2 separate regions of the Homo sapiens genome follow, and region 1 is linked to region 2. The links are chromatin contacts, found by Hi-C or POLR2A ChIA-PET in ENCODE. All regions are on one chromosome and are shown on one strand. The core of a region is the stretch at or near the end of the contact, and the rest is flanking DNA. Distances in the headings are between cores, read along the strand shown.

What was found. A loop is a pair of places that touch in the nucleus more often than their neighbours do. ChIA-PET counts read pairs that join two places held with the same protein, here RNA polymerase II (POLR2A). Pooled maps may share reads with other maps.
Region 1: a loop to region 2 is called in a map of CD14-positive monocyte, with 2.2 times the contacts of the local background. The contact joins two enhancer-like sites. A Hi-C loop is called at or near these places in 1 of 168 maps with a recorded cell type or tissue (CD14-positive monocyte) and 1 of 50 pooled maps. POLR2A ChIA-PET finds 5 or more read pairs at or near these places in 1 of 52 experiments (HEK293).

What each region holds. Positions count from the first base shown.
Region 1 is chr6:12,206,654-12,211,644 of GRCh38, reverse strand. It overlaps a transcript of HIVEP1 not described here. Among named protein-coding and RNA genes, the nearest start is that of EDN1, 81 kb to the left of the region's middle. Within about 2 kb of position 3,149, at least 3 of the 41 ENCODE cell types and tissues checked have a DNase peak (open chromatin) inside an H3K27ac peak, as active enhancers do.
Region 2 is chr6:12,352,841-12,358,032 of GRCh38, reverse strand. No RefSeq gene overlaps it. Among named protein-coding and RNA genes, the nearest start is that of EDN1, 65 kb to the right of the region's middle. Within about 2 kb of position 3,357, at least 5 of the 41 ENCODE cell types and tissues checked have a DNase peak (open chromatin) inside an H3K27ac peak, as active enhancers do.

The DNA of each region.
Region 1 (4,991 bases), core at 1,900-4,399, 150 kb after region 2:
GGTGAAAATGCATCATTTTTAGTTTTCAAAATCGGGCAATACTAAATATATAGACACACACATGGATGTATGTATGAATATACATATGTGTTTATATAAATATATGTATGTGTATACATAAATATCTATGTTTATGTTGTGTGGGTGTGTGTGTGTGTATATATATATACATATATATATGATGGAAAGTGGTGAGGGAAAATTATTCAAAGTACTCTTTTTTCTTTTTCTTTTTTTTTTTTTTTGAGACAGAGTCTCGCTCTGTCACCCAGGCTGGAGTGCAGTGGCGCGATCTCGGCTCACTGCAAGCTCCGCCTCCCGGGTTCACGCCATTCTCCTGCCTCAGCCTCCGGAGTAGCTGGGACTACAGGCACCTGCCACCACGCCCGGCTAATTTTTTTGTATTTTTAGTAGAGACGGGGTTTCACCGTGTTAGCCAGGATGGTCTCAATCTCCTGACCTCGTGATCCGCCCGCCTCAGCCTCCCAAAGTGCTGGGATCACAGGCGTGAGCCACCGCGCCCGGCCTCAAAGTACTCTTATAAGAGAGAGGAGTACAGAACTCTTGGAGACAGTCTATGTAGCTTCCCCTGAGTTAATAAATCAAGATTTTCCATTAGTAATCTTCAGATACACCTCTAGGGAGTCTCCCACATATATATGTAAAAGTAAATGTGACTCATAAATGGGGCATTCATTTATCGGGCATTATGACTTTTCAGGATTTCTAAAACAGCAGCAGAAAAAAAAAATGATTTTTTTTAACACCACAGAAGGAAAACTTCTTAAAAAGTGAGATCTATTCCAGGGGAAACCACATCCAGATTTGGGAGCTGTTTCTTCTTTTTTTCTGTAGAAAGACTGATGAGGAACTTCATCTGAATCTATAATGAGGTTTCAGTTAAGTTGTATTTAATCAATCTTCCTGGCAGTTGTGTTTAATTTACAAAGGTGTATCATTTCCCCCCTTCAAATTATTCAATTCAGTCCCCAGACGCTGTCTCCAACATACTGCAAGCCGGGAGATGATGAATGAGCAGAAGGAGGAAAGGTAGCAATTTCACAGCTGTTATACTTTCAAATCATAGCTTTTCACTAGATTTTTTTCTATTTTTTTAAAACATCTAACAGCATTATTGATGGCTTTTACATTATAATTGACCCTAGCAACTTTAAACTACTCTAACTATGCTGAAATAGGTAATCAATAAGGATCACAAAACACAAAAGCAACCAAGATTAAAATCGAATATTTTCAAGAAATTATCTGCTTCAAAATTATACCAGCGAATCAAAAGCTCTTTCTTATCTTGAAGGCTATGGTGAGAAACGTAGGGAGTGTTTGGACGGAGGCATAACGTGCTTTGTAATCCAGTCTTTGCATTTCATTTCTGCACTTTCTACCTTGCAGATTGTTTTATCCATTCCTTCCCTGGTTGGCTGAGGAAGGGATTGTGCCTCCCACAGGGTAAGGACTGAATCATTGGTAACTAGTAAATACTAGTTCACATGTACCATAAACTCCTTTTTCTTTTTTTTTTTTAAGACAGAGTCTGGCTCTGTTGCCCAGACTGGAGTGCAGTGGCACGATCCTGGTTCACTGCAACCTCCATCTCCTAGGTTCAAGCGATTCTCCGAGTAGCTGGGCTTACAAGCGCCCACCACTACACCCGGCTATATAACCACCTTTCTGAAAAGACAAATCTTTCTTTGTCCTGAATCAAAGTTTCCCTACAAGCTTTATCACTGCCTACTCTGCTTTTAGAGGAGTTCCTTCACTCCCACAATATATAACAAAGAGGAAAGAAATCAAACATTTTTTAACCACACAGGAATATTTTTATTTTAACCATGAAGTAATTCATATATTAATTAACATAATTAATTAAGCTATACTACATTAAGTGTATCTATGCATGTATAATGAACCAATACACGTAAAGCACTTAGTATCTGGCACATATTGCTCAATTCACATTAAGTATTATGATGATTATTATTAATATTTTCATTCAACAAATACTTCTTGAGTTCCTACTACATGTCCTGTACTATCCCTACTGTGGGGCATATATCAGTGAATAAAACAGACAAAAATTTCTGCCTTCATGGAGCTTACATTCTAATGAAGAAGTTAAATGTTTAAATAAGTACATTATATAGGGTGCTGGGAGGTGATAAGCCCTCTAGAGAAAAAAATTTTTTGTTTTTTTGAGACGGAGTCTCATTCTGTCGCCCAGGCTGGAGTGCAGCGGTGCTATCTGGACTCACTGCAAGCTCCGCCTCCCGGGTTCACGCCATTCTCCTGCCTCAGCCTCCCAAGTAGCTGGGATTACAGGCTCCTGCCACCACACCAGGCTAATTTTTTACATTTTTAGTAGAGACAGGGTTTCACCGTGTTAGCCAGGATGGTCTCGATCTCCTGACCTTGTGATATAGAGAAAAATTTTAAAACCAAGGAGGATAAAGAGTGCTGGGGGATGGTAGGAGGTGGATGGTTTGTAATTTTGAATAAGTGGCCAGAGGAGACCTGCCGAGAAGGCAAGATGCCAGCAGACTTAAAGCAACCAAAGGAAGGAGCCAGGAAGGTATCTGAAAGAAATATGTTCTAGGCAGAGGGAATGGCACGTGTGCAGAACAGCGAGGAGGCCAGAGTGGCTAATGCTGAGGGAAAACAGGCAAGAAGTAGGAGATTAATCCCTCTGCATTCTATGAAGGAAAAGGTTGCATAAACGCAACACCCACTGTATTAGTCAGATAGGGCTTCAGTAACAAACATCACAGATGGTGCACCTTAGGCCACAGAAGTTTATTTTCTCACTGTTTTGGAGGAGTCTGAGATCAGGTGTCAGCAGAGCTGGTTCATTCTGAAGCCTCCCTCCTTGGCTGGTAGATGGCACCTTCTCCCTATGTCCTCACATGGGATTCCCTCTGTGTGTGTCTGTGTCCCCCTCTCCTCTTCTTCTAAGGACGCCATTTAAACTGGATTAGAGCCCACTCCCAGGATCCCATTTTAACTGAATTATCTCTTTAAAGACTCATCTCCAAATACGATCATACTCTGAAGTACTAGGGTTTGGGACTTCAACATATGAATGTGGGGCTGGGTGACGCGGTGCAGCACGGAACACTCAGGGTAACTTTTTCTGTGGCCGCTCATACTGTGGTGGAACCGCCCTGCAAGGAGGCTTCCTTCCTACTTCGCGAGTCTGGTTATGAGACTCCAGTATCAGGTGACCCACTGCTTCACTTCCCTTCTATGGGAATTGCTTAACTGCATATACTTCCTGACTGCTGTCATCAAGGTTGCAAGGGTTCCCAGGGCTCATCACAGGGCGAGTTTGGGGTGATGAGTCAGCTGTACAAAACAAAGTCATCACCAATCTTTTCCTGAGAAATTGCTCAAAAAGGGTGAGGTGTTAGGTGCTACAAGGCATGTAGCTAAGTTAATGAAACATGTAAATCAACAACTACCAAAAATTAACTACTATTATCTATGGAAATATCAACATGAATGAAGCATTGACCAGAATAATCACTATGAACTTTCCTTCTTTCAGATAATAAATTGCTTTTTAAGAAGTAAACTGTCTATACTCTTTATTAAAATTATTTTTAGGGAGCATGGCCCTCAGAAGGTATTTCTGAAACTGGTATAGTGAGTGACACAGCTGAATTCAAAGCAAGGTCTGATTCTTCCACATCCATGATCCATAAATCTAGATTTTTTTTTTTTTTTTTTGAGACAGAGTCTCAGGCTGGAGTGCAGTGGTGTGATCACAGCTCACTGCAGCCTTGACCCCCTGGGGCTCAAACAATCCTCCAACCTCAGCCTCCAGAGAAGCTGAGACCACGGTCATGTACCGCCACACCTGGCTAATTATTATTATTATTATTATTATTTTGTAGAGACTGTTCTTGCTGTATTGCCCAGGCTGGTCTAGAACTCCTGGACTAAAGTAAGCCCCTTGCCCTGGCCTCCCAAAGTTCTCGGATTTACAGGTGTGAGCCACCATGCCCCGCCAAATCTAGATTAATTGTGAGGTAGAAGGTATCAGACCTTCTGCTGGTGGCCCCGCTGGCTTCTGAGGCTGTTTCACAGCAGTTACAGGGAAATTTGACAGGTATTTCTAGCACAGTGTGTAAACTGCAGGAATTCAATAGCAATTATAGGTCCTTTTTTTCTATTATTAACATAGGGAATTTAAATAATCTAGGAGAAGAGATCAAGGTTAAGAGAAAATATTGTGTGATCATGAAAATTATATTTATTGAACATTCATATGCCACTATACAAACATTTAAAAAATGAATAAAGATGGTTCCTGACAAGGTCTTTCCAATAGCTAAATATGGTTAAATCCATCTTCAGCAGGCACATTACTTTTCATCATATATGCTAGGGAAATCATTTGCAGGAATTAAGATCTTAGGCTGAAATGAAACTATGCAACGGGCAATCAAAACGAGGTGCCTCACCAGACGACCCAGGTGCCAGCAATCTTAACTCATCAGGAATGATTTGTCTGACTTAAAAACTCAGCAGAATCAGAACAGATTTTTTTAAATGCTTCTGAAACTTTGATGTGACATTTTTTCCATAGGATCCAATTTCCTCGTGTTGTATTTGATCAATGTTGGCAACCCCCTAGGTTTATTAACAGACAGTGTTGACAGGTTAATTACAGGAGGAAATTAGCACACATCAGAGACCTAGGTGATCACTCCTACTCGCAATCACCCTTCATTGTAAGTGACTTGCTGCAGCTTCTCACCCACTCCTGGGGCAAAGGGTTTGGACAACATAGAAACTGCACAAAACCCAGCTGCCTTCCCTAGGGAAGGAGTCTAGCACTGTGTCTTCACTAGACATTTGGCAAAGGCTTCTTTGAGTGCATAAAATATTGAGGATAACTAAAGACAGCATTCTGGTTCCCTAGGACTGCCATAACAAAGCACCACAGACTGGTTGGCTTAAACAATATAAATGTA
Region 2 (5,192 bases), core at 2,108-4,607:
TGGTCGTGGTGGTACATGCCTGTAATCCCAGCTACTCAGGAGGCTGAGGCATGAGAACCACTTGAACCGGGAGTTGGAGGTTGCAGTGAGCTGAGATTGTACCACTGCACTTCAGCCTGGGTGACAAAGTGAGACTCTGTCTTAAAAAACAAACAAACAAACAAAAAAAGCCAGATGTGGTGGTGCATCACATGCCTGGGGTCCCAGCCTGGGCAATAGAGGGAGACTTTGTCTCAAGCAAAACAAAACAAAACAGAAAGAGTAAATTTCACCCTCCTGGTTTCTTTCTAATGTTTCCAGTCAGTGGGCTTGCTTTAACAAGTTCAAAGTTAGCTTAAAGCAATAGCTGCAATTTTTATTTCAAAATCTCTTAGCAATAATAATGCCTCCGTTTGAGGGAGATGAAGTGAAACAAACTAGAGGTTAAGAATCAGAACATCTGAATTTGATTCTAGGCTTGGATCACTTCCTCTTTTGTAACGTCAGGCCAGTGGTTCTTCCAGGCATGGGTAGACTGGACATCCTCCCTAGACGGTGAGATGAGCACCCAGCGGCATCGCCGTCGGCAAATCACTTAACCATTGTGACGTTCCATTTCCTTAACTCTATATAGAGGGAATGGAGCTCACTAGGGGTTTGGATTTCTCACTGCATATTAAAAACACCTGTGGCATCTTTTCTAAATACTGATACAGGGCCCCATCCCAGACCAGCTGAATCTGATCTCTGAGGATGGGGGATCACGCAATGGTATTTCTTTTGAGATGCTCCATCCAAGTGGTTCTAAGGTATAGCCAGAGTTTATTGTTCTTCAGGTTGAAGGTTGCTTTATACCAACCCTTCAGCATTCTAAGACTCGCTGACTCACCCCAAGGCTCACATGCCCAGGAGGAGACAAGAATTCATTCAGATGGCTTCATGCTCACTTCATGCCCACAAAATAAAAATAAAAATAAATAAGAAGGCATGGCCAAAGCAAAGTGTGTGCTTTTTTCCCTTCTTACCATTTTTTTTCAACCTAAAAAAGTTTTTGTTGAGGTATAACATTGGTACAGTTTGATGAATTTGTTTGATTGCTTGTTTTTGAGATGAGGTCTTACTATGTTGCCCAGGCCGGTCTTGAACGCTTGGGCTGAAGTGATCCTCAAGGGATCCTTGAGCCCAAGAGTTCAAGACCGGCCTGGGCAACCTAGCTGGAACTACAGGTTTATGCCATCGCACCTGGCTTGACTTTTTGCATATATACACACCCATGTAGCCACAACCCAGATCAAAATGTAGAGTATTTTCAGCCCCCACACCCCTCAGACGCTGGTCCTACTATTTTGAGAGGCTATAGGAGGACAACAGAATCTGGCAGATGCCTGTGTCCAGTGCCTGACATGTGATTTTCTAATTGTACTGTTGCATCCCACAGCTGTTCAAAATAAATACTTGGATGCAATTTTCTCATTTCTCTTGCCATTAGGTATGATGCAGAATTTGTTTTGGCTCCTGCTTGTGAAGTTATCGCACATGCTCTTTTTGTTCCTTTGGAAATCACATGCCTAATATTCCCTTTGTGTCTCAGAGATATTAATTGGATGAGCCCACTCCCCACTAGCTCTTGAGGGCAAGAACTAGTCCTATCTTTCTCACTCCTGCTGTATCTGCAGCCCCTATATGCTCATGAGCATTTGTTGCACGAAGGCTGAATAGAAGCATGGTATATGGGTAGTATAAAAAACAGTAGATGACATATTCTGTGACTTTAAGAAGTTTTTAATCATGTATATGGTGGAGGTATATTCCAAAGTTTGGTTGAGGTACATTCCAAATGCACTGGAAGCATGCTGTGAATAATTATAAAACAAAACATCGTTGGGTTCAAAATTACTTAATTTTGACTCAAATTTCAATAGACTAAAAACTTACAGGGGACAAGGAAAGCAAAATGAAGAAGTAATCAGAATGGTAGCCTAATTAAAGGAGAGTGGTTTCGTGGATGATGAGCTCAGGTCTTGAGAGATGCAGAGAGAAAAGACAAGCGAACACCCAGACTGGTGCAAAGATTCATGCAAAAATGTAAGGGCAAACATCTTGCAACACTTATGAAGTGAGGTGAAAGCACACTGAGTTGGATACAGAAAGGAGAAAATAACAGGGGAAAGAGAGAAGTTAAAAAGAAAACCAGTTGTTGGAGACCTTAAGTAATAGGCTCTAGTTTTTGGTAATGAATCGCTGGATGTGCTACAAACAGCATATGCAGGAGCTTGTTCTGGCAGCTGTGCAGAAAGCAGAGAGGAAAGCTGGATGTACAGAAATGATTAGGAGGCTGCTTTCCCAATCCAGACATGTACCAAATTGTGGGTGGTAGTAAGCAGGTACAATTAGTAATGGTAGTAATGAACATGAGAAAGAGAAGATAAAGGAGGTCAAGGTGTTCAACGTCATATTAAATATGCTGGTATTAGTCATAGAAATGGGAAATTTGGGACTGAGTGACCACCTAAGGGAGAAACTGACAGTCATACTCAGCTATTCTGTTAGCTGAGGGCATGTGAAATGCCTGGTGTTTGAGCAACACCAAAGGTAACATTCAGAATGACTGGACTGCCGTGAAACAAAAAGGCAGATAATCCCGCTCATTCCATTGCCAGGTCTGGGATATTTTGAGTCAAAAAGGCTAAAGTTGAGACTACTTAAACCCCACTTATTATCTTCTAGACATGTTTAATGTATTCATACACATGCCCTCCAGGAGACTTATGAAAGAGACAATTAGGATGCATATAGAGAAACGGGTGGGGCCACCACTTTCTGGCCAGGTAGATTGAGCCTTTGCAGCTTTAAGGTTTGGCTGGCATCTTGTCTGCAAACATTTGACTGTACCTGATTTGGTGCCATTAAAGGAAGACAACAGAGCTTCTTACAACTGCACATCAAACTTTAATAGCACTACAAGTTAGACAGTGGATGATTGTGTCCATTTAAAAGGTGCCAAATGGTTGATAACTGTGTTTATGTCTTGTTTCTAGATATGCAAGCAAAGATAAACACAATTGAAATGCATTCGTTGGGTTGGGAGCTGATCACCGGCTAGAATTTATAAAACCTTTGCATGCCCTAAACAGCATTTATTTCATAATTGTCCAAGTGCATAGCTGGTGGTCCTTTTTCCCTAAATTATCAAATACCAAACATTACTGGAGGCAGAAAAGCAGAATGCAAGGGGCAATCACAAGAATGGTAAACCCATTCTCAGACAGAGAGTGAGAGAGTAAGCTCTGCCTCTTGGGTATTCAAGCAGTGAACCATGCATGTGAAAAGAATTTAGCCCAGACAGGCCTCACCAGGCTCTCCAGGGAACATAGCGTTCTCACAGCAGCAAAGAAGGAAACACAAGAGTGACGTGGCCTTTTCTGCCAGGAGCATCTACAGTAAATTGTTCAGGTAATTTATGTCACTAAAGTATACAGTTTGTCATCTTCCAGACAGTAAAACAACACAAACACACACACACACGCATATTCTTTTAAAAAGAAAGGAAAATATAAAGGAGTCAAAATAGAGCAAATAATAATGCTCTTTGCAATATGAGTCTAAATGCATAATGTTGCCTCTATGATTTTTTAAAAATGAAATGAAATATTCCCAGTATAATATGTTTGTGCCCATTCTGCAGATATTAAAAAAGAAAAATATTTTCTTGTCACTAAAATATTTTAGTGCATTTTTAATTTGGGTATGTAATTTCATTTTGGAGGGCAACACCATAATAAATGGAGCACATAAATATAATATAATAAAATTCAGAGTTGTTGCTTTTTCATGATTACATGATAGCCAGGTACCCACTTTTGTGTAGAAAGCTACTTTGATCAATTGCACTGATTAAATGGTTGTTACACAAGTTCACAATAGGTTACAAATCTTGATGCACATAGAGACTTAGAGAAATATTAATCGTTTCAGACATACCTTGCTTCTGTAAGTCAATCTTAGATCCCAGTTGGTGAAAAAAGAAAGAAACAAGGAAAAACTGTTACAGTTCAAACAATATTGTGGGAATTGGCAAAAATGCAGCAAATGCCAAAGGAAATCCTGTGAAGGCTCTTGAGCCAAAGGCTGCATAACTGAAGTTGGAACTGGCCCCAAGAAATGTTGCACAACCACATTAAAAAGTGGACAAAGGGACAGGCACGATGGCTCACACCTGTAATCCCAGCACTTTGAGAGGCCGAGGCAGGTAGATCACATGAGGCCAGGAGTTTGAGACCAGCCTGGGCAACATGGTAAAACCCTGTGTCTGCTAAAAATACAAAAAAATTAGCCAGGCATGTGGCACACCTGTAATCCCAGCTACTCAGGAGGATGAGGCAGGAGAATCGCTTCAACCCGGGAAGCAGAGGTTACAGTGAGCCGAGATCGCATCACTGCACTCCAACCTGGGTGTCAGAGCAAGACCAAAAACAAAAAACAAAAACAAAAAACCAAACATAAAAGTGGACAAAGAATGCGAACAGACACTTTTCAAAAGAAGACGTACATGCAGCCAATAAGCATATGGAAAAATGTTAATTATCACTAATAATTAGAAAAATCCAAATCAAAAACCACAATGAAATACCATCTAACACCAATCAGAATGGCTATTACTAAAAAGTCAAAAAATAACAGATGCCGGCAACGTTGCAGAGAAAAGGGAACTCTTATACACTGCTGGTGGTAGTTTAAATTAGTCCAATGTTGTGGGAAACATTGTGGCAATTCCTCAAAAAACAAAAAACAAAACTACCATTCAACCCAGAAATCCCATTACTGGGTATATACCCAAAGGAATATAAGTCATTCTACCATAAAGACACATGCATGCATATGTTCATCGCAGTACTATTTACAATAGCAAAGACATGGAATCAACCTAAATGCCCATCAATGGTAGGCTGGATAACAAAAATGTGGTACATATACACCATGGAATACTATGCAGCCACAAAAAGAGTGAAATCATGTCCTTTGCAGGAACATGGATGAAGCTGGAGGCCATTATCCTTAGCAATCTAACACAGGAACTGAAAACCCAATACCGAATATTCTCACTTACATGTGGGAGATAAATAATGAGAACATATGGTGCTATGGTTTGGATCTGTGTCCCCACCCAAATCTAATGATGAATTTTAATCCCCAGTATTGGAGGAGGGGCCTGA